Linked DNA regions of Homo sapiens: region 1 is linked to region 2. A link is an interaction called in ENCODE POLR2A ChIA-PET data of the cell type or tissue named here. Cell type or tissue: PC-9. All regions are shown on one strand. Links, peaks and the distances in the headings refer to the core of each region. The heading gives the core; the rest is flanking DNA.

Region 1 (15,707 bases), core at 5,197-13,196, 110 kb after region 2:
TGCAAAATGGGGTTAGTGGGTTTGAAGCATCAAAGGCTCTTTGAATAGTTCTAACCAGGGCTGCATTTGTGGGATAAGGTCCTGGGAGTTCATAGTATGACTAAGAAGTGAATTAGCTACTTGAAATATTTTTTTTTAGAATTGGGCAGAATATATATATTGTTTAAAAAATATGAATCAAGCACAGCTCACTTCAAATAGAAGGCATATTTCCCATAACCATTTAAAACATATGTACTGGTTCTGAGATCTTGCTAAATTTAAACCGTGACTCAGTAGAGTAAGACAACTCCTTCCTTCTTCGTTCAGAAAGAAAAGAGTGAAGAGATGGCCCTAGTAGTGAGTACTGCTAAAAACACCCTCTTTGTGCCAGGAACTTAATGTGCCAGGAAAATTTTAATGATGTAGAGAATTATTAGCCCCCAACTCCCTTTTCTTAGATGAGAAAACAACAGGTTGAAGGTATTTAAAACTCGCTTAAAATCACACGGCTAATTTCTAATATTGGTCCATTTGACTCCAAAATCTACCCCTTTTCCTCTGTATCACATTGATATTCAACTAGACTAGAAGCATCATGTGTTTGCTTCAAATAGTCTTGAAACGTTTCACCGACTATCTCTGCTTGGAATTAACCTTTTGGGCATGGTGTTCTCTAATTTACCATGTTCAAGAAACTCACATTCGTTTACATAGAAAGTTATATTACCATCCACTAATTTTGAGACCCTTTGAAAAGGGCTTTCCACTATACCATGGCACTTACAAGGTGGTCACCAAAAAATAATTATTCCTAGTAATTTTATTCCATCACTGGGAGCGCAGACTGTCAATTAACAGGCATACCTACACTGGTCTTACCTGAAAATAGCTACATAACTGTGTCCACACAGTGACTAGAATAAGTCAAAGCATGAAACTCACAGGGTACAAGGCTCTTACACAGAGAAGAGCCGGCATGAAGTTCACCAGGATCCCAGGGTGGGGACTGGGAGGTGGAAGTCGCTGGCTTTCTGGCATGGTCACCAAGTAACACCCACCTGAGATGTTCTCCCAAAGTCTTGTGGTGGTTATTGTTTTCAACTCCATCTTTAAGAGCACATATGAAGAAGTTATGTAGTTGGGATTAACCACCTGTCAGCTGTGGGCCTTGTGTTATCAAGTTACTAACACAATTAATAGTTCTAATTACATAGTTTTTAGTTCAAGTTTAATTCCACTAAAGTGTCATGGTGAAGCTAGACCAATTATGAAGGTTTATGGATAAAAGGATAGTGATAAGATTAAAGGTTATCATATATATGATTCACAGTTGAGACACACAAGATACTTGCAAACCAAGAGTGGTCCTTCTTGTTCTACGAACAGCAATAAAAGTAAATGTGCCCCTCACCTATACAGATTTCTAAACATCTGGACTCTTACTGAAAATAGATTGAAGCCTCTGCTCTGAGAAGGTCATGGAAGGCCTAACTGCACAATGGCCCTCAGGTGGGAGAGTGGGCTAGGCCCTCCAGGGTTACAGGGAGCTCTGCACAGGGGAAGAAGGACTTAAGGTGGTAGAAAGCCACTGTGATTGCCAAGGTCAGCAAAAGTGGAGTTCTCACCCCTGAGGGCAGGACAAAGAGTTCCCAAGATTCCAACCCAGGAGGTGTTTACAAACTTAGGGACATAAACCAGGGAAAGTCTATGAGAGCCGTTACTTGGTCACCAGCCAAAGGTCATTGCCTCTGTACCTCATTGTCTTTATCACCTTATGTAAAAACAGACCTCTACTTCCAAGACCTGACTGGCCGAAGTGGTTAATACCTATTTGTGCATAACCAGTAGCTCAGCTATGCTTCCCCATCTATGATGTAAATCTTCCCAGGGATTCAGAGTGATGGGGTGGGGATACAGAATGGGTGTAGTCCATATTTTCCCCAGTTTATTATAAAGGATATCACATTTTTGTGGAATATCAACCCCTTGTGAAGTTTTAAAATATTTTTTGATATTTTTACGTTAAAGCAAACATATAGTAGAGTACCTTGACAGAAAGTTATTATACATACATACGAAAAATATACACAATCTTTGTTAATATTTTAAAATAAAAAACAAAATTAAATAAACAACAGCCTGGCGAGGTGGCTCACGTCAGTAATCCCAGCCCTTTGGGAGGCCAAGGCAGGCAGATCACCTGAGGTCAGGAGTTCAAGACCAGCCTAGCCAACATGGTGAACTTCGTCTCTACTGAAAATACAAAAAATTAGCCAGGTGTGGTGGCGCATGCCTGTAGTCCCAGATACTTGGGAGGCTGAGGCAGAAGAATTGCTTGAACCCGGGAGACAGAGGTTATAGTGAGCTGAGATCGCACCACTCCACTCCAGCCTGGGCGACAGAGTGAGACTTTGTCTCTAAATAAATAAACAAGTAGATAGATAGATAGATAGACAGACAGACAGACAGACAAAGTTTTGTGTTTACAGAGGTCACTTTGATCGAAACATCCTCCATCCCCTCGGGCATCCTGCTCTGAAGAGAATTTCAGTAGAGATATTTGAGGAACACTGACCTGCTGGATCTCTAGGAAGTTCCCTCAGCACTCAGAATGGAATGGCTCATCCCACCCGTCAAAGGCCACCTCCAGCACAGCACAGCAGGAGGCACCAATCCTTTACACTGCTCTTTAGGGGCCCTCCACACACTACCCTCTGAGCAGCTACAGAGCTGGGTACTACTGCATCAGCACTGCTCATGCTATGAACACTTTCCCCATGCAATGAATGCTGTTCCAGCGATCCCCTGCTATTCATCATCATCAAACCCTGCAACGGCAGCAAAAAGGTCAACTGGTAGTAGAAACCAAGTCAAACTGTATGTACAGAGATGGGTCTGTGAGAGGGCAAGCTGGGCCAAAGAAAAATTGTAAGGAGAACTCAAGGGTACAATGGGCATTTGCAGAAGTATCACCAGTACAGCCAGTCCCAGAAGCTCATTCACTAACCACCTACTATGTGCAAGGCAATGGGGATACAGAGATGCCTAAGACAGTCTTTGCCTGTGAGGCAAGTCAGGATGACCTAAATTCCTGACATTTCAGTGGTGTGCTGTCAAAATTTATATATTCTAAATCAGACTTAATTTTTTCAGGGAAAATAATGAAATGCCTGTGTTTTCTTTTCAATTAACAGCTGACGTGGGACAGGCACGGTGGCTCATGCCTGTAATCCCAGCATTTTGGGAGGCAGGGGCAGGCAGATCACTTGAGGTCAGGAGTTCCAGACCAGCCTGTCCAACATGGAGACACCCAGCCTCTACTAAAAATACAAAAATTAGCTGGGTATGGTGACGCACACCTGTAATCCCAGCTACTCGGGAGGTTGAGGCAGGAGAATCGCTTGAACCTGGGAGATGGAGACTGTAGTGAGCCGAGATCACGCCACTGCACTCCAGCCTGGGCAACAGAGTGAGACTCCTTCTCAAAAAAAAAAAAAAAGAAACGACATGATTGCGAAGAGCTTATATGGAGCTTTCGGGGTAGAGACCGTTATGCCCCAGCATTTAGACACTCATTTTACTGTGTCAATAACGAGTGTTAAAAAAAAAAAAAATGGAATTCTGGTCTAATAGGCAAGAAGCATCTGTCTGATATATCAGGGAGACTTAAGCATTTGACAAACTTCTAAAGGATTTAAAAGATGTTTTGAAATTAAAATGTCCACAGCATGGTGGCTTGTGCCTGTAATTCCAGCAACTTGGGAGACCAAGGTAGAAGGATCACTTGAGGCCTGGAGTTTGAGACCAGCCTGGGCAACATATCAAGACTCTGCCTCTAAAAATAAAAAAAATAATAATAATTAGCTGGGCCTGATGGCATATACCTGTAGTCCTAGCTACTCAGGAGGATCACTTGAACCCAGAAGTTTGAGACTACAGTGAGCTACAATGGGGCCATTGCACCCCAGCCTGGGTAACAAAGGGAGACCCGCCTCTTTATAAATTAATTAATTAATTCCAGGGCATAGAGTTCACTGTGTAAACCATTTCTAGACTGAATTGGTCATTAAAAGTAGATCTAAGGATTCTTTCATTCAACTACAAGATAACAAATTAAATAGACTGAAGAAAATGTTCTCAAGTCTCTGCTAAATGCAGGTATATTCAGAGGTTGATAAGATACATGTCCTGTCTTCCAGAATTCAGTTTTAAGCAGTGTTTTTCAAACTTATCTTTCATTATCGCTCCCCTAATGAGCTAATTAAACTTTTTTTTTTTCAAATCGCTCCATTACCACCCACTACCCCCGCCAAGAAATTTTAATACCAAAGATAAACTATGTATCTGTTGATGTACTGCGTCCCTTTGAAAGGCTGCAAGTCATTACAACAGCTAAGATTTCACTCCCCCCAAGAATCAATGTTCACTCCCCTGGAGGCAACATGGCCCCACTGAGAAATCCTGGTGTAGAGAAAATGTTCGTAGAACCTGTCAGGCCTCTGAGCCCAAGCTAAGCCATCGTATCCCCTGTGACCTGCACGTATATGTCCACATGGCCTGAAGCAAGTAAAGAATCACAAAAGAAGTGAAAATGGCCGGTTCCTGCCTTCACTGATGACATTCCACCACTGTGATTTGTTCCTGCCCCACCTTAACTGAGCAATTAACCTTGTTAAATTCCTTCTCCTGGCTCAGAAGCTCCCCCACTGAGCACCTTGTGACCCGCCCCTGCCCGTAAGAGAAAAACCCCCTTTGATTGTAATTTTCCACTACCCACCCAAATCCTATAAAACAGCCCCACCCTAGGTCCCTTCGCTGACTCTCTTTTCGGACTCAGCCCACCTGCACCCAGGTGAAATAAACAGCCTTGTTGCTCACACAAAGCCTGTTTGGTGGTCTCTTCACATGGACGCGCGTGACAGAACCCTCTTAAGATACGTGGAAACCTACATATACATTTTTTTTCATCAAAATCTGAAAGGACTCCCTGATCAAAAAAGATTAGATCTACAGCAGGGGTCAGAAAACCTGTTCTGTAAAGGACTGGATAATAAATGTATTTTAGGTTTTGTGGGCCACATACTGCCTCTAAGGCATATTCTTCTTTATTTTTTGTTTTGTTTTCACAACCTTTCGAAATGTAAAAGCCTTTCTTAGTTCAAGGACCCCACCAAAACAAATTACTGCCCAAATCTGTCCTGTGGGCTGGAGTCTGCTGACTCCTGATCCAGAGGAATAATAGCTAACATTTTTTGAAATCTTAACATTTATAAAAAAGTAACCATTTGTAGAATGGTGATGGCCGGAGGCTGGAAGGGGGGCAATGGCGAGTTACTGTTTAATGGGTATAGAGTTTCTGTTTTACAAGACAAAGACAGTTCTGGAGATAGATAGTGGCGATGGCTGCATAAACAACGTGAATGTAGTTAACGCTCCTGAGTTGCACACTTAAAAATGGTTAGGGTGGTAAAGGCGATGTTATATGTATTTTACCACAATGAAAAAAATCACTTAAAGAAATAAAAAATATGTCATTTAAAAAATATTTAACGTTTGTTCAATACCCACTAAAAAAAAATGAGTAGATATTTTCATTTTATAACTGAAGAATTTGAGGCTAAAAGAGCTCTGACAGGCCGGGCGCGGCGGCTCACGCCTGTAATCCCTGCACTTTGGGAGGCCGAGGTGGGCAGATCACTTGAGGTCAGGAGTTCGAGACCAGCCTGGCCAACGTGGTGAAACCCCACCTCTACTAAAGATACAAAAATTAGCTGGGCGTGGTAGTGGGAGCCTGTAATTTCTGCTACTCAGGAGGCCGTGGCCCGAGAATCACTTGAACTCAGGAGGCAGAGGCTTCAGTGAGCTAAGATCACACCACTGCACTCCCGCCTGGGCAACAGAGTGAGACTCTGTCTCAAAAAAAAAAAACAGTTTGCACGAGTTACAAAGCTGCAAGTGGAGTGCTGAGATGGGAAGCTGTAAAGACTGAGCTCTTAGCCAGGATGGATGCTGTTTTCTCAGCACCAAGAACTCCTTTCACTTATTTTCTCCAACAGATCAACATCATTTGTTAATAATTTGTTTTGTTTTTTTAAACAATTACTTAAAGGTAATATAGACAATCAGAGCTTCAGATTCATTCGTGGCAAAAATCAAAAAGAAATTAGGCATTCTAGTTAGCACGTCAAGATTTTCTTCATGTAAATCTAAGTTGCATGAAAGCAAGGACTTTCCTTATCTGTCTGTTTCATCAAAGTACCCTCTGTTCCTACAACAGGGCTCTGTATTTAGAAATGTGAAAAAAGTGTTTACCCTCTTTTACTGCTGGGTCCTTAGTATTTGGGAGACCCCACATTATAACTGAAACTACTGAAGGCAGGTGGATTCTAGGATCCCTGTCATCTCTAAAGTTGTATGTTTCAGCCAGGTACAGTGGCTTATACCTGTAATCCCAACACTTTGGGAGGCCGAGGTGGGCTGATCGCTTGAGCCTAGGAGTTCAAGACCAACCTGAGCAATATAGGGAGACTTTGTCTCTATAAATAATAAAAAATTAGCTGGGCACACACCTGTTGTCCCAGCTACTCAGGAGGCTGATGTGGAAGGACCACTTGAGCCTAGGAGCTAGAAGCTGCAGAGAGCTATGATTGCGCCACTGCACTCTCAGCCTGGGCAACAGAGCAAGACCCCATCTCTAAAAGTAATAATAATAATAAAGTTGTATGTTTCAATGCCTTGATATGTTTATTTCACTAGTTCAGTCAGTCAACCATAGTTTTTGAGAACACACTACAGCATAAGTGCTAGTCTGGGTTCCTGTGGAAAAACAAACAGAGTAAAATAGAAATGTAATCTCAAGTCTACTGGTTGTAAAGTCCAAAACTGACAAACGACTTTTTTTTTTTTTTTTTTTTTTTTTTTGATAGAGTCTCACTCTGCCCAGGCTGGAGCGCAGTGGCGCGATCTCAGCTCGCTGCAGCCTCCACCTCCTGGGTTCAAAGTAATTCTGCCTCAGCCTCCCGAGTAGCTGGGATTACAGGCACTGCCACCACACCCAGCTAATTTTGGTATTTTTAGTAGAGACAGGGTGTTCACCATGTTGCCCAGGCTGGTCTCAAACTCCTGACCTCAGGTGATCTGCCTGCCTTTGCTTCCCAAAGTGCTGGGATTACAGGTGTGAGCCACTGTGCCCAGCCTCATTCTATTTTTTTGAGACAGGGTCTCACTATGTTGCCTAGGCTGGAGTGAAGTGTCTATTCACAGGCCACTGCGAATATTCGATCCTCCCGCCTCAGCCTCTTGAGTAGCCGGGATTACAGGCACCAGCATCAACAAAGACTGTAAAAGATTTTCAATGAATCAAGGAAAGAATCTTAACTAGTTGTTTGAGCTGAGTTCCATATGGACTAAAAATGCATGAAAACTGCTGTATCTTAACTGTTTACAGCAGTTCCCTCAGGGTATCATCTGTGTGACCTCCCTGGGCATGTGACACAAGCTGAGCCTATCACGCACCCCTTAGAACTGTCACAAACACATGACCTAGGCTAGGCCAGTGACCATTCTTCCCTGGGATTTGTCAAACTTAAGCTGGGGGAAAAGAAGCCTGTTTTCTCTCAGATCACAGCAATAAAGATGTCTATAGATGGGCAATGACCACAGTCATATCCCCTTCCATGTAGAGGAAGCCCACCAGCAGCAAGACAAAAATTAACGCAACACTAAGAGATAAAAGGTGAGGAGAGCACGGAGCCACATAGGGCACACAGCTGTGTTTCAAGTCCCTGGTTATGAATGTCCTTAAAACCCACCTCATTCCAGCTCTTCCTGAAATCTAGTTAAGTAAGCAAAAAAAAAAACCCCTTTTGCTTCAGCTAGACTATGTGAGTTTCTGTTACTAACAACCAGGAATTTTTTTTTTTTTTTTTTTTTTTTGAGACAGAATCTCACTTTGTCACCCAGGCTGTAATGCAGTGGCACAATCCTGGCTCACTGCAACCTCCAACACCCAGGTTCGAGTGATTCTCCTGCCTCAGCCTCCCAAGTAGCTGGGATTACAGGCGTCCGCCACCACATCTGGCTAATTTTTGTATTTCTAGTAGAGATGAGGTTTCACCATGTTGGCCAGGCCAGTCTTGAACTCCTGAACTCAGGTTACCTGCCCACCTCAGCTTCCCAAAGTGCTGAGATTACAGGTGTGAGCCACTGTGCCCAGCTGCAACCAGGAATCTTAATGCATGGGCTGAGGAGGCTGACTGACCTAGACGACAATGTGCATCATCCCAGAAGTAGGCTAAAGGTAACCAGCTCCTCAGCTCACCCTGGACTGCTTCCTCGTCCTTCCTCCACCTCTAGTTTTCATCTGAGAAACTAGGTTAAACCTCTTTGCTACCAGGTGTGCTCAAATCCCTTAAACAGGCAGATCTGACATAAAGTACTGTTTAATCATTTTTGCTTCTAAACAAAATGATTGGGAAGTGAGTCTCCCAAAGTCCCCCAAATACAATAATTTTTATCTTAAAAGTGCCTTTACATTGTCTAGATCAAACACTCAAAAACAAGTGGGAAGAAGTGACTGGGCTTCAGGATATACATAACAAAGAGCTTTAAGGGAACCACTAAGAAGGTAATCTCTTCAAACAGCCCACGTAAATTATACTAATCTATGGAAAGAAATCTTCCATCACAAAGAGAATAACAAGAAAAATTTCACTTTCTTCCAACCCCAGCCACCAGCCAATCACCCTTTACTTCGCTGATTTCTGTATTATCATGTTCCTACCTTTCCTTCCTAAAATTGTTTTTTCCGTGTGAAACTAGAGGAAGCTATTCATGTTAAATCTGCTCAATTCTACCTAAGATTGGGGAGCTATGAATAGAAACAGTATGCATCTGAATTAGTCACCAGCCACAAGGAAACTTGATGTTTGCCTTAATAGAAAACTCAGAAAATTAATAATTTAGTAGCAGAATATTCAAAAAAGAGTGTTACCTTTCAAAAATATCTCAAGTTACTATAAGACTTTATTTGAAAGGAAGAGAAGTAAGAATTACTGTCTAATCAAAGACTACGTAATGGTAAACTGCCCACATCATGTTTTTCATTAGTTTATTGTTAAGGACAATTCTGAATAATTTTAAAAGTACTTTTTCATCACTAGCATTTAAGGAAAGAAAAAGATATTCTGCCCCCAGAAATGGCTTATTCAAGGTCAGCTTATGCATTTCTAAAATAGCAGGAGTTTCTAGATGACAATTGACCCCAGACCTGGCTAGTCTAATTATGGTCCATATTCTCCCACCAGGCTGTCTAAAGGGTAGGCACTGGAACTGTATTGGTCCACTGCTGTGTTTTTAGTGTCTGACAGTGCCTGGTGTATCACACATAGGTGATTAACAAACCTTTGATGAATAAGTACATAAAAAGATCAATAAATAAATCCAACTGTATGTCCTACTTCCAGCTCTGACGAAGAGTTCGACATAAATTCTTGAGTTTCACATAAGTTCTAGCTGTAATCCCAGCTACTTGGGAGGCTGAGGCACGAGGACTGCTTAAGCCCAGGAGCTTGCGCCCAGCCTGTAAAATATGGCACAAGAGCCTGTCTCGAAAAAGACATTTCTTGAGAAACTGCCAAGAATGGAAATGGAGAAAGTAAAAGTTTTTCTTTCTTCAACTCAACCAAATTCAACAAGGATCTCTGGGCGTGTCCTCTGTGCCAGGCACTAGGCTAATAATACCTGCTGACACCCAGATAAAGATAAGAGAGCCCCTTCCTCCAGGTGTGCATCACAGTGAGCTGACATCACCTGGAGGCCATCTTTCACAGGGCCTATCTGCTCATCAAGGGGGTTCATCTTTAGTAGGAAGAAGAGAGAGAAGACAATGGAATACTTTGATTTTGAAATATGCTTAAATATCCTAACCAGCCACTGACTGCTTATAGCATCATGTAACCTATTATTCATTTAACAGTGTTTCTACACAAAAACACATTCTAACAAAAATGCTACAGTTCCAGGGATGAACCCCCACATTCCTAATTCTTCACTTCTTCCACTACACCTCTGCTAAGGCAGAGCTGGAGGGAAGGAGAAGGAATAAAGGGCCACTGTGACAATGGGGGATCTTCTAGGACGGTAACATATGGGAAGGAAAGATGGGAGGTGTAATATTCCCATATTTGGCATGGATCATGCAAGTATTTGAAGACAAGAGGGGCTGTTCCTTTATTTCCAAACCTCACTAAATCCAGAAGCATCTTCTCATACTGAAATCCATCTTACTAAAGATATTACTACTACTGCTACCATCGGCTTGAATACATGATCACAGACAAATCATCAAGTTACAGTAAATCCTGTTAAAAAGTAGATGATTACTTAATGGGTTCAGGTACCGTCAAATTATGGCCCCTCCAAAAAAGCAGCTATAAAGAATAAAGTCCAACTAGTTTTGAAATTGAGTATCTGCTTTTCTCCTCAACACAAACAGTTTAAAAACAGGGCTGGGCGGGGTGGCTCATGCCTATAATCCCAGAACTTTGGGAGGCTGAGGCAATTGGATCACTTAAGGCCCAGGGTTTGAAACCAGCCTGGCCAACATGGCGAAACCCCGTCTCTACTAAGAATACAAAAATTATTTTTTTTTTTGTAAAAAATAATTTTTACAGGCGCAGTGACTCATGCCTGTAATCCCAGCACTTTGGGAGGCCAAGGCGGGTGGATCACGAGGTCAGGAGTTCAAGACCAGCCTGGTCAACATGGTGAAACCCCATCTCTACTAAAAAATACAAAAAAGTTAGCCGGGCCTGGTGACGGGCAACTGTAATCCCAGCTACTCGGGAGAGTGAGGCAGAGAATTGTTCGAACCCCGGAGGTGGAGGTTACAGTGAGCCGAGATCATGCCACTGTACTCCAGCCTGTACAAGAGAACAAGACTCCGTCTCAAAAAAAAAAAAAAAATACAGAGGTGCAATCAAAATAAGAATATTTGGTCATATCATCATCATTCCCCAAAGGTACCACAGAGAGACCTGCGAAGAACTAGTAGCACTGGACTCCCATGACAGTTCCCACACCACACAAGACCCTCTCATGAGCAGCCCACAGCTCTTCCTCCTCTATCTCAGCCAGAATATTCTACTGCCTTAGCACACAAGGGCACACAAGAGGCACTCAACACTTTGCTCATGGTGATCACAAACACGGCTCAACATCTTCAAACTATTCAGATCTCAGCACATTACAGGGGTGGTTACAAATGTGGTTGGCTACTGATTCTATTCTAGTCTTCTGGAATTATCTTACTGCGCAATTATATGGCTTCCTACATTAAGGAGTGTTTGCAGTCCAGCACACTCTGCAGGGGAAAAAAGGTGTGGTGTGGCAGAAAGAACACAAGTTTTGCAGTTAAGATAGTTGTTAAATTCAGATCCAAGGTTTGTCACCTTTCTCGCTGGTGGCCTTGGGAGAGTGGCAATCTGAACCTCAGTCTCCTCTTCTGAGGAATAAGGCTGCCACACAGGGATGTTGGGAGATCAGTGATAGCCCACATAAAGCACCTAGCCCAGTAAAATGGTCTCTACTTTTCACGCCAAGCTGCCTATACCTCCTCTCACCCAACATATCCACATGCTGACCACAATGGCACTGTGCGTTTCAACCTGACAGTCTGTGTGTGTGTGTAACAAAAGCAAAACTCTGCTAACATGAGCCTACATGAAACCTCAGGGGACAGATTAACTTGGTACCAAATTACACGCTCCAAACCAAAAAGAAACAACTTTGATATAATTGACACATCAGCCTAGGTAAGAGAGACTCTTTTCTATGGGTTGCTGAAAACAAGGAAAACTTGAGAGGAACAGTTACGGCCCATCCTGAGGCAGTAAGAAACTGATTTCTTCTGATAACACAACTGCTCAGTCTAAAGCACTGAGAGAAACAGCCCTGTCTCTGGGCCTGGTGTCAAAGCAGGTTTGGAACCCTGGAATTCCAAGATTCCCAGTCTTGGAATCTAACAGCTCTATGGAGTTTTGGCCCTGCCTGGGGAGCAGTAAGGTAGGATGGACAGTAGATTGAAGATACTGATTGTGTTTGCAAACATGCCCCAGATAAGGAATGGTCAAAGCAGATTCCTTTTTTTTTTTTTTTTTTTGAGACGGAGTCTTGCTCTGTCGCCCAGGCTAGAGTGCAGTGGTACAAACAAACTCACTGCAGTCTCAACCTCCTGGGCTCAAGCAATCCTCCCGCCTCAGCCTCTCAAGCAGCTGAGACTACAGGTGCATGCCACCACACCTGGCTAATTTTTTTTATATGTATATTTTGGGAGAGGTAGAGTCTCACTACATTGCCAAGGCTGGTCTCAAACTCCTGAGCTCAAGCAATCCTCCCAGCTTGGCCTCCCAAAGTGCTAGGATTACAGGTGTGAGCCACCACACCTGGCCCAGAGCAGATCCTAGAGACCCGGGCTGCCCTCATATCACAGGTGTGTCTGGCTCCTTATCCTCACACAGGCAGTTGTTCCTAAATATTTCTTTGCTAAGGACTTAATCATAGACTCACAGAATTCTAGAACAGACAGGAAGGTTGAGTATCAACTAACTTACATCCTCGCATTACTGATGAGAAAACTAACAGCCCAATGGGGGATCACAGAGCTGGTTAATGACAGAACCAGATGAGATAGGACTCAGGCCAGTATTCCTTACCCTAGACTTTACCATCTCATTCAAGTGTCCATGCACATCCAGAGTTCCCTTCCCAACAGTGCTTCTTTTTAAGCCTTTCAAAACATTGGCTTTATTTGGAGGTCACATCTTTTTTTTTCATTGTGATAAAAAAAAAACCCATAAAATTTACTATTTTAACAATTTTCAGGTAAACAGCTCAGTGGTGGTAAGTACATTCATGCCATTGTGTAACCATCACCACCATCCATCTCCAGAACTTCTTTCATCTTGCCAAACTGAAACTCTGTTCCCATAAAACAGAAACTCCCCATCCTCCCCCTTCTCTAGCCCCTGGCAACTACCATTTTACTTTCTGTTTCTATGAATTAGACTACTCCAGTTATCTTTTCTTTTCTTTTTTTTTTGAGGCGGAGTCTCACTCTGTCGCCCAGGCTGGAGTGCAGTGGCGCTCTCTCTGCTCACTGCAAGCTCCACCTCCCGGGTTCATGCCATTCTCTTGCCTCAGCCTCCTGACTTGCTGGAACTACAGGCGCCCACCACCTCGCCCGGCTACTTTTTTGTATTTTTAGTAGAGACGAGGTTTCACCATGTTAGCCAGGATGGTCTCGATCTCCTGACCTCGTGATCCACCCACCTCGGCCTCCCAAAGTGCTGGGATTACAGGCATGAGCCACCACGCCCAGCCTCCAGTTATCTTCTATAAGTGGGATCATATAGTGCTTATCCTCTTGTGACTTATTTCATTAGCAAAATGTCTTCATGGCTCATCCATGTGGTAACATGTGTCAAAATTCCCTTCTCCCTTAAGGCTGAAAATATTCCACTGTATGTCCATACCACATTTGTTTCTCCAGGCACCTGGCAATGGACACTCGGGCCACTTCCACATGTTGACCAATGCAAACAATACTGCTTTAACATGGGTGTACAAATATCTGTTCTAGTCCCTGCTTTCAATTCTTTTGGGCACACACCTGGCAGTGAAATTGCTGGATCTCACAATGTATCAGTGCTATTTTCAAATGTGTCTTGAAAGAGACAAAGAGGAGACAAAATCATCTGGGTTGGTGAATTCTTTAAGAAAATGAAGCCAGAAGCAGTGGGTCAGTCTGTAATCCCAGCAATTTGGGAGGCCAAAGCATGTGGATCACCTGAGGTCAGGAGTTCGAGACCAGCCTGACCAATATGGTGAAACCCTGTATCTACTAAAAATACAAAAATTAGCTGGGTGTGGTGGCGCAGTCCCAGCCTGTAGTCCCAACTACTAGGGAGGCTGAGACAGGAGAACTGCATGAACCCAGCAGGTGGAGGGTGCAGTGAGATGAGACCACACCACTACACTCCAGGCTGGGCAACAGAGAGAGACTCTGTCTCAAAAAAAAGAAAAGAAAAAAGAAAATGAAAAATACTGTTTTGTTCTTAAACTTAGCTTTACTTCAACACAACAAACTATATGAAAAAATTTTTAGAGATTGTATGATGTAGAGGAAAAAACACAGCACTGAGGAGGATAACTTTCTAGTAATATCCAACATTAACACAGGACATACTTTTTGATGTCCGAGTATGAATTTCCACAGGCAGGGGAGAGTGGAATAGATAATCCCTAAGGTCTATGGATTCTGTGGGTTCCATGAAAAAACTTATTTAAAGGATTACTATGTCTTTTAATCATTTTTTCTTTTCCTTAGATCCAGTTTGCATATTAGAACTTAACCATTTCTGGCTATAGAATCTAGTGTATTCTTGAAATAAGAGCTCCAGGGATAGGCGGGGCATGGTGGCTCACGCCTGTAATCCCAGTACTTTGGGAGGACGAGGAGGGCGGATCACTTGAGGTCAGGAGTTTGAGACCAGCCTGGCAAACATGGTGAAACCCTGTCTCCACTGAAAATACAAAAATTAGCTGGTCATGGTGGCATACGCCTGTAATCCCAGCTACTCAGGGGCCTGAGGTAGGAGAATCACTTGAACTCCCGAGAGGCAGAGGTTGTAGTGAGCAGAGATCACACCACTGCACTCCAGCCTGGGTGACAGAGTGACATTCCGTCTCAAAAAAAAAAAAAAAAAAAAAATTCCAGGGACAAGAACAATTCCTGAGCTAGGAAAAAAAAAAAAAAAAAGAGAGAGAGACTAAGGTAATACAATAGACAACAATTTTCCTACCAGCACATTTATTTGTTAATTGCTTTAGGATGTCCAGAGTGTAGTACCTGTATACTCTGAGTCACGGTTTACTCTGAGTCACTGTGAACTTCTGTTTACTTTGTAGTAGTCACTATAAAACTATCAATGCACACTGGGCTCAGTATCAACAGGGCATACCTGCCAAGAAAATTTTGCTACAATAGTTTGGTTCAAACAATCTTTCAGTTACTGAGCAACATACCGTTGTCATCAAGATTCCTGACAATGCATTCTGAGTCAAAATGCACATCAGATTCCAGGTACGAAACCAACAACACACTCCAAACCCCATCCACTCTCAGGCCTCCCAGGAAGATCTGCAAAGTGAGAAACGCACTGCCCCACCCTGTTTCTCCCCACTTCCCCAGAACTATTTCTGCTTAGGTATCTACCAAAAGCAGGCTTTCTACTCCAGGGACAAGAAGGATAAGAGACAGAATTCTCTATGTTCACTTCACCAATCAATTATTTCAACTACTTATAAAAAGCTTCCTATGCTGGGTACAATGATACACATGAACCTACTCAGCCCTTACAATTCTTCCAGGTAGGTGTGTTTGTGCTCACAATGTAGGAAAGTGAGGTGGACGCTCAGGAGTGTCCTATCCAGAGCCACACAAGCAGTAAGGAGTACAGCTAGGCTGGACCAGGTCTTCTGATCCCATGTCCGGTACTCTTTTGGCCATATCATTTGTTTACACTCTTACAAGCCTATGCTAATTTGGACACCCCAAAGAGAACATCTGAAGATCCTCTCCTAGAAAGCAGGACTAATGATCTAACAACTAATGCCTGGTTTTTCAGTTAAGAGCAGAGTTTGCTGGCTTCACTCTTTCACCTTTA
Region 2 (15,707 bases), core at 3,558-11,557:
GAGAGAGAGACATATATATATGGAGATATATATACATATGGAGATACATATATATGGAGATATATATATATGGAGAGATTATATATATGGAGAGAGATATATATATATATGGAGATATATATATATATATATATATATAGAGAGAGAGAGAGAGAGAGAGAGAGAGAGAGAGAGAGATGTATATATATCCAGTAAAAAAGGTAAGAACATTCAGTGTTTTCAAGGCCCCACCCGCTACATGGCATACTGAAGAGCAAAGGGGAGGAAACCCTAAAGGCTGGGCTCCTCCTTTGGGACAGAAACAAAGACTGGATTATGCATACAACATTTTGGCTTGTCTGGAAGGTGCCAGAAAAACTGGTTTTTGTGTCACTGACTCAGAGCACTGAAGGATCAGCATTAGAGTTCAGAAGCTGCTGAAAACAGAGGCAAGCAGCATTTAAGAACTGCAGTTCTACAGTCAGACACCAGAGGGATCAAGAGATTAGAAAAGGTTTGAGAGGTCCTAGAACCTCTAGCTAGGCTGATTTCAGGTCTTCCACTGCCCAAAGCCAGTACACAGAGACTGTGAGAGGTGGTTGTTTTTTCAAATGCCCAAATCCCAACAAAAAAACTTACTAGGCATACAAAGAAACAGAGAAGCATGACCCAATCAAGGGACCAAAATAAAACTCCAAATACTGACTCTAAAGAACACAGATCTACATGCTCCCTGACCAGTAATTAAAAATAATTGTAAAGATGCTCAATGAACTAAACAAGAACACAGACAGACAACTAAATAAAGTCAGAAAAATTATGCATGAACAAAATGAGAATATCAACAAAGAGACAGAAACTATAAGAAAGAACCTAACAAATTCTGGAGCTGAAAAATACAATTGAACAGAAAAATTTGTTAAAGGAGTTCAACAGCAGATTTGACCAGACAGAGGAAAGGACCAGCAAATTTGAATGTAGATCATTTGAAATCTTCAAGTTAGAGGATTAAAATAAATAAATACAGTGAAGAGAGCCTAGGGACCTATGAGACATGCCAAGTAGATCAATATAAGCATAATGGGAATCCCAGAAAGAGAAGAGGGAACAAAGGGGCATAGAGCTTTATTTGAAGAAGTAATGGCTGAAAGGTTCCCAAATATGAGGAACAAAATGTACATACAAATCAAAAAATTTAAAGAACTCCAACTGGGACAAATCCACAGAAAACCACACTGACACACATTATAATCAAACTGTCTAAAGTCAAAGATAGAGTATCTTCAAAGTGGCAAGAGAAAAGCAATTGTGACATACAAAGGAGCTTCCGTAACACTATCTGCAGATTTCTTAGCAGAAACTTTGCAGGCCAGAAGGGAGTGGGATGATATATTTGAAGTGCTGAAAGAAACTGCCAACCAAGGACACCATGTGTGGTAAAACTGTCCTTCAAAAACAAAGGAGAAATTAAGATTCCCAGATAAATAAAAACTGAGGGACTTTATTACCACTTGACAAGCTCTACAAAAAATGCTGAATTCTCTTAATTTTCCTTGTGCTGCTGATTTCTGGTTTCATTCCATTGTGATCAGAAAAGATACTTTGTAGTATAATTTCAATCTTCTTGAATTTTTTAAGATTTGTTTTGTATGTTCTCTCTCCTGGAGAGTTCCACATGCATTTGAGAAGAACGTATATTCTGCCATTGTTGGGTGGAATGTTCTTGTATGTCTGTTGGTCTATAGTGTTGTTCCAATTCTATTTCCTTATTGTTCTTCTGTCTAGTAGTTTTATCCATTATTGAAAGTAGGGCACTTAAGTTTCCTACTGTTATCATGTTGCTAATTATTTCTCCCTTCAGCTCTTTCAAAGTTGACTTCACATGTTTAGAACTCTGAGGTTTGGTGTGTACATATTTATAATTGTTGTATCTCCTTGGTGAATTGTTCCTTTAACATTGTATAACGTCCCTCTTTGTCTCTCGTAACAGTTTTGTTTTTAGTCTATTCATCTGATAATAGTATAGCTACTCCTCCTCTCTTGTGGTTACCATTTGCATGGAGTATCTTTTTCCATCTTTTTACTTTCAGCCTATATGTGTCCTTATATCTAAAAGGAGTCTCTTGTAGGCCACATACAGTTAGATCCTGTTTTTAATCCATTTAGCCAAGAATGGGGAGTTTAATTCATTTGCACTTAAAAGTAATTACTGATAGGGAAGGACTTACTTTTGTCATTTTCATTGTTTTCTGTATGTCTAGTAGCTTTTTTGTCCCTTCTTTCCTTTCTTCCTGTCTTCCTTTATGTGTTGTTGATTTTTATTATAGTGATGTGCTTTGATTTTCTTTTGTGCGTTCTCATAGATTTTTTCTTGGTGGATACTATTGCAATTACATAAAACATCTTAAAGTCATAGCATCCTATTTTGAACTGATAACAACTTCACTTCAATTGCATAAAAAACTCTACTTTTTTACCCCATCCCCAAATATCACAAATTAACATCTTTATATGTTTTTATACCCATTAACATAGATTTATAGTTAAAAAAAGTTTTTGTCATTTAAATTCTATGTACCAAAATTACTACAGTACAGGTTACTATATTTGTTAATATTTACCCTTACCAGATAACTATATATTTTCATATGGCTTTGTGTTGCTGTCTATCATTCTTTTATTTTATGTTTTATTTTAACGTTTTTTCGTTTTCTTTCTTTTTTTGAGATGGAGTTTCACTCTTTTTGCCCAGGCTGGAGTGCAATGGCATGATCTCAGCTCACTGTAACCTCCACCTCCCAGGCTAAAGTGATTCTCCTGCCTCAGCCTCCTGAGTAGCTGGGATTACAGGTGTGTGCCACCACACCCGGCTAATTTTGTATTTTTAGTAGAGATGAGGTTTCACCATGTTGGCCAGGCTGGTCTTCAACTCCTGACCTTGTGATCCACCCACCTCGGCCTCCCAAAGTGTTGGGATTTATAGGCATGAGCCACTTCACCCGGCCCCATCCTTTTATTTCAACTTGAAAAGAACTAAACCCAAAACCAGCATAAAAACGGCAATAATAAAAATCAGAGCAGAGATAAACAAATACAACCAACAAAACTAAGAGTTGGTTCTTTGAAAAGATCAACCAAACTGACAAATCCTTAGCTAGATTAAGAAAAAAAAAGAACATTCAATAACTACAATCAGAAATGAAAGAGGGAACATTACTACCAATACGACAGAGATAAAAAGGATTATAAGAGAATATTATGAAGAATTGTATGCCTACAAATTTAATAACCTAGAAGAAATGGACCAATTTCTAGAGGAAACACACAACCTACCAAGATTGAATCATGAAGAAATGGAAAGTCTGATCAGACCAATAATGAGAGAGATTGAATCAGTAATCAAAAACCTCCCAACACAGAAAAGCCCAGGACCAGATGGCTTCATCGGAGAATGCTACCAAACATTTAAAGAAGAATTATCGCCAATCCTCCTGAAACTCTTCCAAAAAAATGAAGAGGAGGGAACATTTCCAAGCTCATTCCATGAGGCCAGCTTTACCCTGATTCCAAAGCCAGACAAAGACACCACAAAAAAAGAAAACTTCAGACCATTATCTCCGATGAATATTGATGCAAAAATCCTCAACAAAATACTAGCAAATCAAATTCAGCATATGAAAAGGATTATAAGCCACGACCAAGTGGGATTTGTTCCTGGAATGGAAGGTTTGTTCAGCATACAATTAATGGGGAGCTGGGCGCAGTGGCTTATGCCTGTAATCCCATCACTTTGGGAGGCTGAGGAAAGAGGATTGCTTGAGGCCAGGGGTTCAAGACCAGGCTGGGAAACGTAGTGAGACCCCATTACTATAAACATTTTTTAAAAAATCAATCAATACAATAAATCACATTAACAGAAAGAAGGGGGGGGAACTACATGATCATGTCATTAGAAAAAGCATTTGACAAACTTAACACCCTTTCATGATAAAAAACACCCAACAAAATTAGGAATAAAAGGAAATTACTTCAACATAAGACCATTTATGAAAAGCCCACAGCTAACATCACACTCAACGATGAAAGACTGAATGCAAGGCTTTTCCTCTAAGACCAGGAACAAGGCAAGGATGCCCACTCCTGCCCATTTCTATTCAACATAGTACTGGAAGTCCTAGCCAGAGCAATTAGGTACAAAAAAGAAATAAAAGGCATTCGAATTGGAAAGAAAGACATAAAATGATCTCTATTCACAGATGACACGATTTTATATGTAGAAAGCCTTAAAGATTTTACAAAAAAGGTTAGAATAAATTCAGCAAAATTGCAGGATACAAAAATCAATCAACATGCAAAAATCATTTACATTTCTATACACAACAATAAACAATCTGAAAAAGAAGTTAAGAAAACACTGCCACTTACAATAGCATCAAAAAGTATAGAATACTTAAGAATAAACCTAACCAAGGAGGTAAAAGACTTGTACACTGAAAACCACAAAAGGTTCCTGAAAGAAATTTAAAGGCACAAATAAATGGAAAGACATCCTGTGTTCATGGATTGGAATACTTAATATTGTGAAGATGTTTATACTACCGAAAGTGATCTACAGATTCAATATGAGCTCTATCAAAATCACAGTGGGCATTGTTTGAAGAAATAGAAAAATTCATATGGAATCTCAAGGGACCTTGAATAGCCAAAATGATTTCAAAAAATAAGGAAGTTGAAGGGCTCAGACTTCCTGCTTTCAAAATATATTACAAAGCTACATAATCAAAACAGTGTAGTACTGGCATAAAAACAGATAAATAGACCAATGAAATAGAATAGAGCCCAGAAATAAATCCTGCGTATAGTCTCCGATGATTTTTGATAAGGTGCTGAGACCACTAGATGGGGAAAGAGCAGTCTATTCAGCAGATGGTGCTGGGGAAACTGGACACACACATAGAAGAATGAAGTTGAACCATTATTTTACACCATATACAAAGATTAACTCAAAATAGGTTAAGGACCTAAACAGACCTAAAACTATCAAACTCCTAAAACACAGGAGAAAGCTTTATGATATTGGACATGGCAAAGACTTCTTGGTTTCACCATGATACCAAAAGCATAGGCAACAAAAGCAAAATTAGACCAGTGGGAGTACATCAACTTAAAAACTTTTGTGCATCAAAGGATATAATCAACAGAGTGAAAGGTCAACCCATGGGATGGGAGAAATATTCACCAATTATTTATTTGATAAGGGGTTTGCTATGGTTTCAAATTCCCCTCAAAACTCATGTTGAAATTTAACTGCCACTGGAACAGTGTTGAAAGATAGGACTTTTAGGAGGTGATGAGTTAATCACCTGCATTAATTAATTAATTAATCATGAATGGATTAATGCAGTTATCACAGAGTGAATTAGTGGGTTGAGGGATAGTTTGGACCTATTTCTTCTCTCTGTCTCTTGCACTTGCTTCTGCCTCAGGCCTTCCACCATAGGATAACCCTCACCAGATGCTGACATCACGCTCTTGGACTTCCCAGAACTGTGAGCCAAATAAACTTTTGTTCCTTATAAATTATCCGGTCTTTAGTATTCTGTTACAGTAGCACCAACTGGACTAATATATAGTTAATGATCAAGAATACATAAAGGACTCCTGCAACTCCCATAACGAAAGAATCAAATATCTCAATTAGAGAATGAACAAAGGATTTGAATAGACATTTCTCTAAAGATGATATACAAATGGCCAATAAATATATAAAAAGATGCTCAATATCACCAATCGCTAATCATCAGAGAAATACAAATCAAGACCACAATGAGCTGTCACCTCATACCTATTAAGATAGCTGTTATCGAAATAACAGAAAATAACATGTGTTGGAGAGAATGTGGAGAAACTGAAACCCCTGTGCACTGTTGGTGGGGTTGGAAAATGGAGCAACTGCTATGGGAAAAAGTATGAAGGCTCCCCCAAAAATTAAGAGTAGAACTACCATATGACCCAGCAATCTCACTTCTTGGCACATATCCACAAGAATTGAAAAGAGGGTCTTGAAGAGCTATTTGAAAACCCATGTTCATAGCAGCATTATTCACAATAGCCAAGAAGCAGAAGACCTCAAAATGTCCATCACCAGATGAACAGATAAACAAAATGTGCTATATACATACACTGGAATGTTATTTGGCCATAAAAAGGAAGGAAAGCCTGTTACATGCTATAACATGAACCTTGAGGACACTATGCAAAGTAAAATAAGCCAGTCACAAAAGAATAATAGTATATGATTCTACCTATATGAGGTATGTAGAGTAGTCAAATTCATAGAAAGAAGTGGTGATTACCAGAGGCTGACGGGAGAGGGAAAAGAGAGTTGTTTAATAGGTACAGAGTTCCAGATTTACAAGATGAAAAGGTTCTGGAGATCTGTTTCACAGCAATGTGAATATACTTAAGACTACTGAAAAGTACACTTAAAAATGATCAATAATTTTTTTTTTTTTCTGAGATGGAGTCTTGCTCTGTCACCCAGGCTGGAGTGCAGTGGTGCACTCTCGGCTCCCTGCAACCTCCGCCTCCTGGGTTCAAGCGGTTCTCATGCCTCAGCCTCCCAAGTAGCTGGGACTACAGGTGTCCACCCCAACACCTGGCTAATTTCTGTATTTTTAGTAGAGACGAGGTTTCACCATGTTGGCCAGGCCAATCTCAAACTCCTGACTCAAGTGATCCACCTTGTCTCAGCCTCCCAAAGTGCTGGGATTACAGGCATGAGACACCATGCCCAGCCAAGACAGTACATTTTATGTTATGGTTGTTTAACCACAACTTTTAAAGAAGTTTTCTGAAAAAAGGACACAAGGAAGGGATGCCCTCTCCCTCAATTTGTAACTTTTTTGTGGGAATGCACATCTGAAATCACTATAGTCATCCTATTATAACCAAGGGAACGTGAGACATGCTGAGGAACGTAGAGCAGAAAAATGTTCTGGGTCTCTGGGCCCATGATTCAACTGACCTTGGAGCCGTGTGCCTTAGGACTTCTTGTTATGTGACATGACATCCTTTTCTTATTGGTTATACCACTTGTATTTTCTGTTGCTTGAAGACCAAAAGCATCTAACAGATGCATTACTACTGCCTCAAAATAAAGAGGGTGCTTGAAGAAGCTGCATTAGAATGTAACTTTCAGAGGATGGGCATTTTTGTCAGCTTTGTTCACTGCTGAGTTCCTGGCACATAGAATAGTGTCTGGCACATAGTGACTGCTCAATAAATATTTGGTAAATGAACAAAAAGAAAGTTTAGGATCTCTGTTCTCCTATATCTTCTACCTCTTATTCAGTCCCTTCAGGGCTCTGTCACCTACACAGGGAGGCATTCTCTGAAACCCCCAAATCCTTGTCCCCCTAAAACCCTCATTAGGACCTTCAGTTACATGTCATCATTGGATACTACATTTTTCCACTGTAGAATTTCTTTTTTTTTTTTCTTTTCTTGTTTTGAAATGGAGTCTCGCTCTGTCGCCCAGGCTGGAGTGCAGTGGCGCGATCTCGGCTCACTGCAACCTCCACCTCCCAGGTTCAAGAGATTCCCCTGCCTCAGCTTCCCAAGTAGCTGGGACTTCAGGCGTGTGCCACCACGCCCAGCTAATTTTTGTATTTTTAGTAGAGACAGGGTTTCACTATATGTTGGACAGGCTGGTCTCGAACTCCTGGCCTCAAGTGATCCGCCCGCTTCAGCCTCCCAAAGTGCTGGGATTACAGGCGTGAGTCACCACATCCAGCCTCACTGTAGCATTTCTTATAGCTGCACTTAATTACTTATTGGTGTAATTACTCATTATTTGTTTAATGAGTGTCTCTCCCACTGGACTGCTCCATCAAAGCAGGAACCAATGGGTGAAAAAATGGTATGTGGGGAAGGAAAAAAAAAAAAGCAGGAACCAAGTCCTGCTCATGGTTGTAGCCTCAACCTCCAGCAGTGATTAGCACAGTGTAGGCACTGAAAAATTTTTTTTCTAAGATATTCAAACTCTATCTTGGCTCTACATGAAAACATAAAAGCCCAAGTTGTAAATTAGTCTTTTTGACTAATTTAGAATTTTATTAAGTTGTTTGCACCTAGGTTGAAGAATCAAGGAAGGTGGCTGGGCGCAGTGGCTCACACCTGTAATCCCAGCACATTGGGAGGCCAAGGCGGGTGGATCACCTGAGGTCAGGAGTTCGAGACCAGCCTGGGCAACGTGGTTAAACCCTGTCTCTACTAAAATTACAAAAATTAGCCAGATGTGGTGGCAGGCACCTGTAATTCCAGCTGCTCGGGAGGCTGAGGCAGGAGAATTGCTTGAACCCGGGAGACGGGAGGTTGCAGTGAGCCAAGATCATGCCATTGTACTCGACAAGAGTGAAACTCCGTCTCAAAAAAAAAAAAGGAATCCAGAAAAGTATTATTTACTAAGTTCCCAGGAACTTGGATGAGAAATGTCTTTTTCAAATTAAACTGTGGCATTTGGGGGATTTCAAAAGCCCAAGTAGAATAAATAATTCATAATAGAAAGGATAGAGTCTCTTATGAAATCTAAGAATAGATTTGTAATGTTCTTCTTTTAAGGACCATTTTCATCTTGGTTTTGGAACACTCATGTTTGACATTATTTGATTCACCCCTCACTACTTCTCTATAAAACTGCCACCGCTACCCACAAACAGATTTTGCCAAACTGAAAATCTACTTTTTCTTTTTTTAGGGACAGGGTGGTGCTCTGTCACCCAAGCTGGAGTGTGGTGATGCAATCATAGCTCATTGCTCAAATTCTTAGGCTCAAGCAATTCTGCCTCAGCCTCCTGAGTAGCCGAGACTACAGGTATACACCACCATGTCTAACTAATTTTTTAAATTTTTTGTAGAGATGGAGGTCTCACTATGTTGCCCAGCCTGGTCTCAAACTCCTAGCCTCCGGCGATCTTCCTACCTTGGCCTCCCAAAGCACTGAGATTATAGGTATGAGCCACTGCACCCAGCATGAAAGTCTATTTTTATTGTATTATCTATTCCATCACCACTCATTCATTTATAATACAAAGTTAATTTGTTTGGTAAGAACTGTATTTGTCATTCAAACTGGGACAACCCTCATTACACTGTGGAATCCTATAATTACTTCATAAAATAAGGGGAAAGGGCTGGACATGGTGGCTCATGCCTGTAATCCCAGCACTTTGGGAGGACGAGGTGGGCAGATCATTTGAAGTCAGGAGTTCGAGACTAGCCTGGCCAACATGGTGAAACCTTGTCTCTTCTAAAAGTACAAAAATTAGCTGGGCATGGTGGCGCACGCCTGTAATCCCAGCTATTCGGGAGGCTGAGGCAGGAGAATCACTTGAACCCAAGAGGCGGAGGTTGCCGTGAGACAAGATTGCACTACTGCACTCCAGCCTAGGGCAACAGAGTGAGACTCTGTCTTAAAAAAAAAAAAAGGAGAGGGGGGTAGTGAGGAGGAAGGACAGATAGAAGAAAAAAGTGGAAGAAGAATAAAGCAGCCATGTGTAAACTAGTTTCTACTACTTAAGGAAATGTAATCCAATGTTAAGAGTGCAAACAATTTAGAAGCATGGTGGGAGAAATCTTTTCCAGGACAATAAATGATAGCTTTGGTGACAACATACTTTCTACACTTGCACTGTCCAATTCAATGGGCATTAGCTATACACATGGCTACCAAACTCTGAGTAAAAAAATAAAACACTCAGTTCTTCCACTGTACTAGCCACATTTCAAATACTCAATAGCAACATGTGGCTATTGAACAGTGCAGATATAGAACATTTCTATCATTGCAGAAAGTTCTATTGGACAGCATGAGTCTGTATGTTCCTCCCAATAATTACTATCAATGGGTGATAGAAGCATCAAAATCACCGAGAGACATGCAAGTGAAGAGACAGCCATATGTAAATGCAAAAGATCTACTTCCCACTGTATTCTACTTGGGAACAAATTTCTTAAACACAATCCCTCCCTGCCTCTGTTACTGAGTAACAGATTTGGAGTTTTTAAAAAAAACCTCTTGGGTTAAATGAGGGAGAATCTACTCTTTTTCTCTGTTGAGTGATCTGGGCATTGCATGCAAACTTACAGTTTGGTCTCATCTGCCTCTTTCTGCATGATTTCAAGAATCATGCGGCATGCTTCAGAAGTCCCCTCTGGGGTGGCATGGATGGTGACAGGCTTCTCTGCAGCTCCAGAGTTCTCTTTTCTATGGATATCTACCCTGTAGGAAAAGAATCAGGAGCCATGATTACAAGGTCATCTGGATAGGACCCTAGCCCCAAGAAAGCGTCACACCAACCCATGTACAGCAAGGACACAGACAGACAAGGAGGCGTCATCAGCACGTTTGCAATCAGTGCCATTCTCCAAGAAGGAGGCAAGCAGTGCAGGGGGTCTTGTGCCAAATTTTAATTATTTGCAGCTTCATTTAGAAGGGAACGGTTCTTACAGGAGTGCTGTAGGACAAAGGCACTAAGCCAACTCAGTAATGAAGCCAGTTTGGTAAATGAAGTATTTTGTGTAGTCTTTCAAATGACTGCAGAAGTGAAGAGTAAAGTGAGAAGGATAATACTGCACATTGGCACAGTGCCGGTCTCTGAACTGATTGCAGCTTTTAAAAGCCATATGTTAATCCAAATCCGAACACCAAATTCAAGCAAGCTTTATATATTTGAGTGTGGATAGAAAACAGAGGCATGCCCTCTCTCTGCCTAAGTTTTTGGTTTCCTTTCCATTGGCAGCCTGCCATTAAGACTAATGGCTCAAAAGCTTGATGACTTTATCAGACTTCTTTGGGTAGTTGTGGTCCTACCTGTTTTTGTTAACTTTCAAAATTACATAACTGATTATATCCTTTTTACTTTGGTTGTTAGAAAGCCTAGAGCCAAGTCTTTGGTTGACGTCTAAAAAATGGGCACACACTTTGAGAGCTAACCCCACTTCTATTTAAACTTGTTACATTTTTTTTTCAAGCCACCTTACACAATTTTTGCACAAAAAGACACAAATAAAAGTCACTTTCGCAGTGAACTTGGAGGAAAAGCCAGGGCTGATTTTAAAATAAAAGGATACCAAACAGTAACTTCCCTCTCTATTTCCTCACTTCTAAGATGTGGCACTCCAGACTCATCCATATCAGTGTCTATTATTTGGGGATAAATAAGACATTCTGAAGAAAATAGCATTTCTCTTTCAGGTTACAAGACACCCACTGAATGACCTGAATAAAGTGTACCAGCCCATGTAAATAATTATTATGTGTCAGTAATTGGGTGCTTTGCAATTTAAGTACTTTCATATTAATTATTTCACTCAATCTCCCTGATTGTGCTAATTGTCATAATAATCCTGGCAAAACAGACAGGAACCCTCTATTTATTTATTTATTTAGAGATGGAGTTTCACTCTGTTGCCCAGGCTGGAGTGCAGTGGCGCCATCTCGGCTCACTGCAACCTCCGCCTCCTGGGTTCAAGTGATTCTCCTGCCTCAGCCTCCAGAGTAGCTGGGATTACAGGCGTGAGCCACCACAACTGGCTGATTTTTGTATTTTTAGTAGAGACAGGGTTTCACCATGTTAGCCAGGCTGGTCTCGAACTCCTGACCTCAGATGATCCCCCTGCTTCAGCCTCCCAAAGTGCTGGGATTACAGGGATGAGTCTCTGTAATACAGAGGGTGCCCAGCCAGAACCCTCTTTTTATAGAAGAGGCAACTGATGCTCAGAGAGGTTAACATCTTTTCCAAGATCACAAAACCATTTAAAGTGCTACAACTTGAACGTAAGTCTTTGTTTTCAAGTCCCGAGCTTGCTTTATTACATCATGCTACAGTCTTAGGAAGATACAAAAATCAACAATTCCATAAGACGTTTTATTCACCAACTCTTACAATCAGTTCAGTCTCCTTGAACAGGGAGGAAACTAAACAGAAGGCCAGTGTGCTTTATTTCTTGCTTGACGTGGCAGTGACTCACCCACTTCTTTGTGAGACTACCTATGTTGTCACAAGAATGGCCACCCCCAGGGCTCTGACTCAGGGGAAGAGGAAGAGCTATGATGAGTGGGTTCTAGGATCCCGCAGAGCTCCAAACCTCTGCTTTTGTAGAAATCAATGCATCCATAAGCATTAGTTCGCTTACAGGAACAGTCCTGGCTGTGAGGTTATCAGTACCCTCTTTATGAACTTTTAGCCTCTCAGCATGAAAGCTTGTCACAGCCCCCAGCTTGATGTTAGTCTGTTAGTAGTCCTGTTGAAAGAAGCCACTGTCTCTTACAGCACAGCCCCCCACTGCTGATGTAAGCAATTGTGACCTAAGAGTGGCTGAGACCCACCAGCACGCAGGGGACCCCTCAGAAGGAAGCAAAGGAAGCCCCACAGGCACGTACCGGGACTGGGTCTGCTTAGTGATGTTCTTTATGGTCAAGCCCTCCTTTCCGATGATGGCACCAACAAACTGGGTGGGGACCAGGATCCGCAGCGGGAAATCAATCTGTCTGGCCTGAGAAGTGCCCCCAGGGGCGTGGCCTTGCTCCCGGGAAGAGTGGTCCCCACGCTGGGCTCGCTGAGGGGGCGAAGGGGAGCTCACCTCTTCATCCGGGATGTAGGAAATCTTGAAGGAGTAGTTCTCAAACTGATGCCCGCTTAGCTTCTCCATGGCTCTGAAATGCAGCAGGACAGGGGAGCTTCGTCAGAAACCAACATCAAGAAAGACCCTCCCGGCCGGGCGCGGTGGCTCACGCCTGTAATCCCAGCACTTTGGGAGGCCGAGGCGGGTGGATCACGAGGTCAGGAGATCGAGACCATCCCGGCTAAAACGGTGAAACCCCGTCTCTACTAAAAATACAAAAAATTAGCCGGGCGTAGTGGCGGGCGCCTGTAGTCCCAGCTACTTGGGAGGCTGAGGCAGGAGAATGGCGTGAACCCGGGAGGCGGAGCTTGCAGTGAGCCGAGATCCTGCCACTGCACTCCAGCCTGGGCGACAGAGCGAGACTCCGTCTCAAAAAAAAAAAAAAAAAGAAAGACCCTCCCGCAAGACTGGTTCATTCACTCCCATTTAATAGGTGCCTATATGGTGCCATGCCAGGCACTGAACATACAGTGGTGAGCAAGACAGACACCATCTCTGCTCCCTCAGGGCTTACGGTTAACAGTTAAACAAGTAATCACAACGCATCAGCCTGGTCAGGCTTCATATCCAACATTACAGCCTGGTTTCTCCACCACTCAAGGCCATTTCCCCCTTATCAAAAACTCTTATAAATATCAGTATAAAATTATGACTCATTTTTTTCTCATTTTAATCATCATACATATTATTGAAAATTCAGAAATATGTAAGTGCAAATAAAATCCTAATCCACTATCTTTACTGTCTTTCTTAAATATAAACATATTATTGCTTATAAAAATGGGTTAATATTGTACATACTATGTTCTAACCTTTAAAAAAACAGTTAATATTCTAAAACATTTTTCAATGTCACTAAGTACCTTTCAGTATAATTTACACATGACTCAACTGCAGTATCAGTATAATTTTTAATGACTGTTTAACATTCTATTGATTTACCATAGTTTTTGCAACTGATCCTTTATAGTTAGATATCTGTTGTATCCAACCTTTTACAGTTACACACACTGTCACCATTGGCATCTTTGCAACTACAACTTTGCACACAGGACAAATTCCTAGTAGAATTGTTAACTATTGCCCAGTGGGCCCCTGGAATGGTTTCAACATTTATGATCCCATAGCAGTTTAGGAGAGAGCATTTGTGTCCTTGAATCTTCAAATGCACAGAGCGCTGTTATTTAAAGATATTTATCAATTTGATAGGGGATAAATGATATACCACTATTATATTCTTAAAATGACACACGAAATACACTATCCTTTTCACATATTTTTAGTAGCATTAACCCAATTTTACTAGGTTAATGTCTAGGACTTGTAAATTTATTACAAAGCAGCACCTTTTGAATTTAATAAAAGCAATAGAGTAATATCATGTAGAGAGGTCCACCCAAGCAGCAGCTAGATAAGGGCTGTGGAGTTGAGTTGTTGGTGTATCTCCACTTACAAATGTGTACAAGGTAAAGTTAACACTAAATGAACTATTACCTTTTTCTTTTTTTTTATTTTTTTCGAGACAGAGTTTCGCCCTTATTGACCAGGCTGGAGTGCAATGGCGCGATCTCAGCTCACTGCAACCTCTGCCTCCCAAGTTCAAGTGATTCTCTTGCCTCAGCCTCCCGAGTAGCTGGGATTACAGGCATGCGCCACCACGCCTGGCTAATTTTGTATTTTTAGTAGAGATGGGGTTTCTCCATGTTGGTCAGGCTGGTCTCGATCTCCCAGCCTCAGGTGATCTGCCCACCTCGGCCTCCCAAAGGGCTGGGATTACAGGCATGAGCCACCACGCCTGGCCTGAACCATTATCTTTTTCAATGCAAAATTAACATTTTGAAAACTAGCAGTATGAAAATGGGTTAAATATCTTTGTATGTTGAAAAAGAACACTATAATCCTGGGATATATAGCCAAGGTTATGCCACACCCATAAAGCAAGACCAAATGTGACCATAATTCTAGTTATAATGACCTGACAGGCACTTTAAGGACCTCCTACAAAAAAGGAACTTGTTTTTGTTGTTCTTTTAAAGATGGGGGTCTCATTATTTTGCCCAGGCTGGTCTCAAACTCCTGGCTTCAAGTAATCCTCACCCTCCCAAGTAGCTGGGATTATAAGCATGTGCCACCACATCCGGCTGTTGTTGTTTTGAGAGGCAGGGTCTTGCTCTGTTGCCCAGGCTGGATGGTAGTGGTGCAATCACAGCTTACTGCAGCCTTACCATCCTGGGCTCAAGTGATCCTCCTGCCTCAGCCTCCCAAGTAGCTGGAACTACAGGTGCAAGCCACCATTCCCAGCTAATTTTTAAATTGTTTTTTTGTAGAGACTGGGTCTCCCTATGTTGTCCAGGTTGGTCTCAAACTCCTGGGCTCAAGCAATCCTCCGGCCTTGCCCAAAATGCTGGGATTACAGGCATGAGCCACCATGCCTGGCCTCATTGTTTTTTAAGAGACTTGATCTCATGTCCATTAACAGCTAAGCTCAAAATTAACCATCCCTGAAGTAATGAATGGGCACTGGAAAGAGGATGGGGATTGGAGAAAAGAACCCAAACCAGGTGCTATTGAGTAACCACTCTCAGACAATTCTCTCGGCTGCTGCTCTCACTGAGGTGGATTCCCTCCTAATGTTACACACACAAAATTGATGTTTTGGTATAGGCTTGTGCTGCCTCTTCACAGTGCATGGAGGAAGCTCTAGGTAAAAGTGGTCCCAAGTGTTTGGCAAAGCAGAGTCTAGGAGACACAGTGTCACAGGTATGGTGCCCTCTATTCCCGATCATGTCAAGACACAGCTCCCATCTTGGTTTTGATGCCAAGGCTCAACATTTTTCAAGTCTCTACACAATCCACAAATATCCCGGTGTGAATGTCCTGGAGCTCCACTGACATGTCAAAGATGGCAGGAACACCCTGGAGCTCTACCAATATGTCAAAGGTGGCTCAGATGCCGTGGAGCTCCATGGGTATGTCAAAGGTGGCACATATCCAGCTCAAAGATCTGCATCTTTTTAGAAAACATTTAAAAACACAGAACT

What was found. ChIA-PET counts read pairs that join two places held together with the same protein. Peaks named below come from ENCODE experiments on the same cell type or tissue, not always from the same donor. Only the 100,000 strongest peaks of a DNase experiment are listed, where the experiment ranks them.
Region 1: POLR2A ChIA-PET joins it to region 2 with 6 read pairs; 7 of 35 experiments call an interaction of 5 or more read pairs at or near these places.

What each region holds. Positions count from the first base shown.
Region 1 is chr3:185,781,835-185,797,541 of GRCh38, forward strand. All of the region lies in intron 2 of IGF2BP2 (insulin like growth factor 2 mRNA binding protein 2), which reads right to left. Among named protein-coding and RNA genes, the nearest start is that of MIR548AQ, 22 kb to the left of the region's middle. RefSeq lists enhancers at 2,257-3,150, 4,937-5,828, 7,615-8,508, 13,463-15,707. In PC-9, for the core only: no CTCF peak of the experiment used is centred there; DNase peaks (open chromatin) are centred at 8,277 and 12,997; H3K4me3 peaks cover 607 bases; H3K27ac peaks cover 3,858 bases.
Region 2 is chr3:185,676,931-185,692,637 of GRCh38, forward strand. It overlaps IGF2BP2 (insulin like growth factor 2 mRNA binding protein 2), which reads right to left. Exons shown (of 16, transcript NM_006548.6): 6 at 12,425-12,697; 7 at 10,127-10,261. Among named protein-coding and RNA genes, the nearest start is that of IGF2BP2-AS1, 28 kb to the right of the region's middle. RefSeq lists an enhancer at 11,539-12,738 and a silencer at 12,394-12,571. In PC-9, for the core only: no CTCF peak of the experiment used is centred there; DNase peaks (open chromatin) are centred at 7,851 and 10,811; H3K27ac peaks cover 2,715 bases.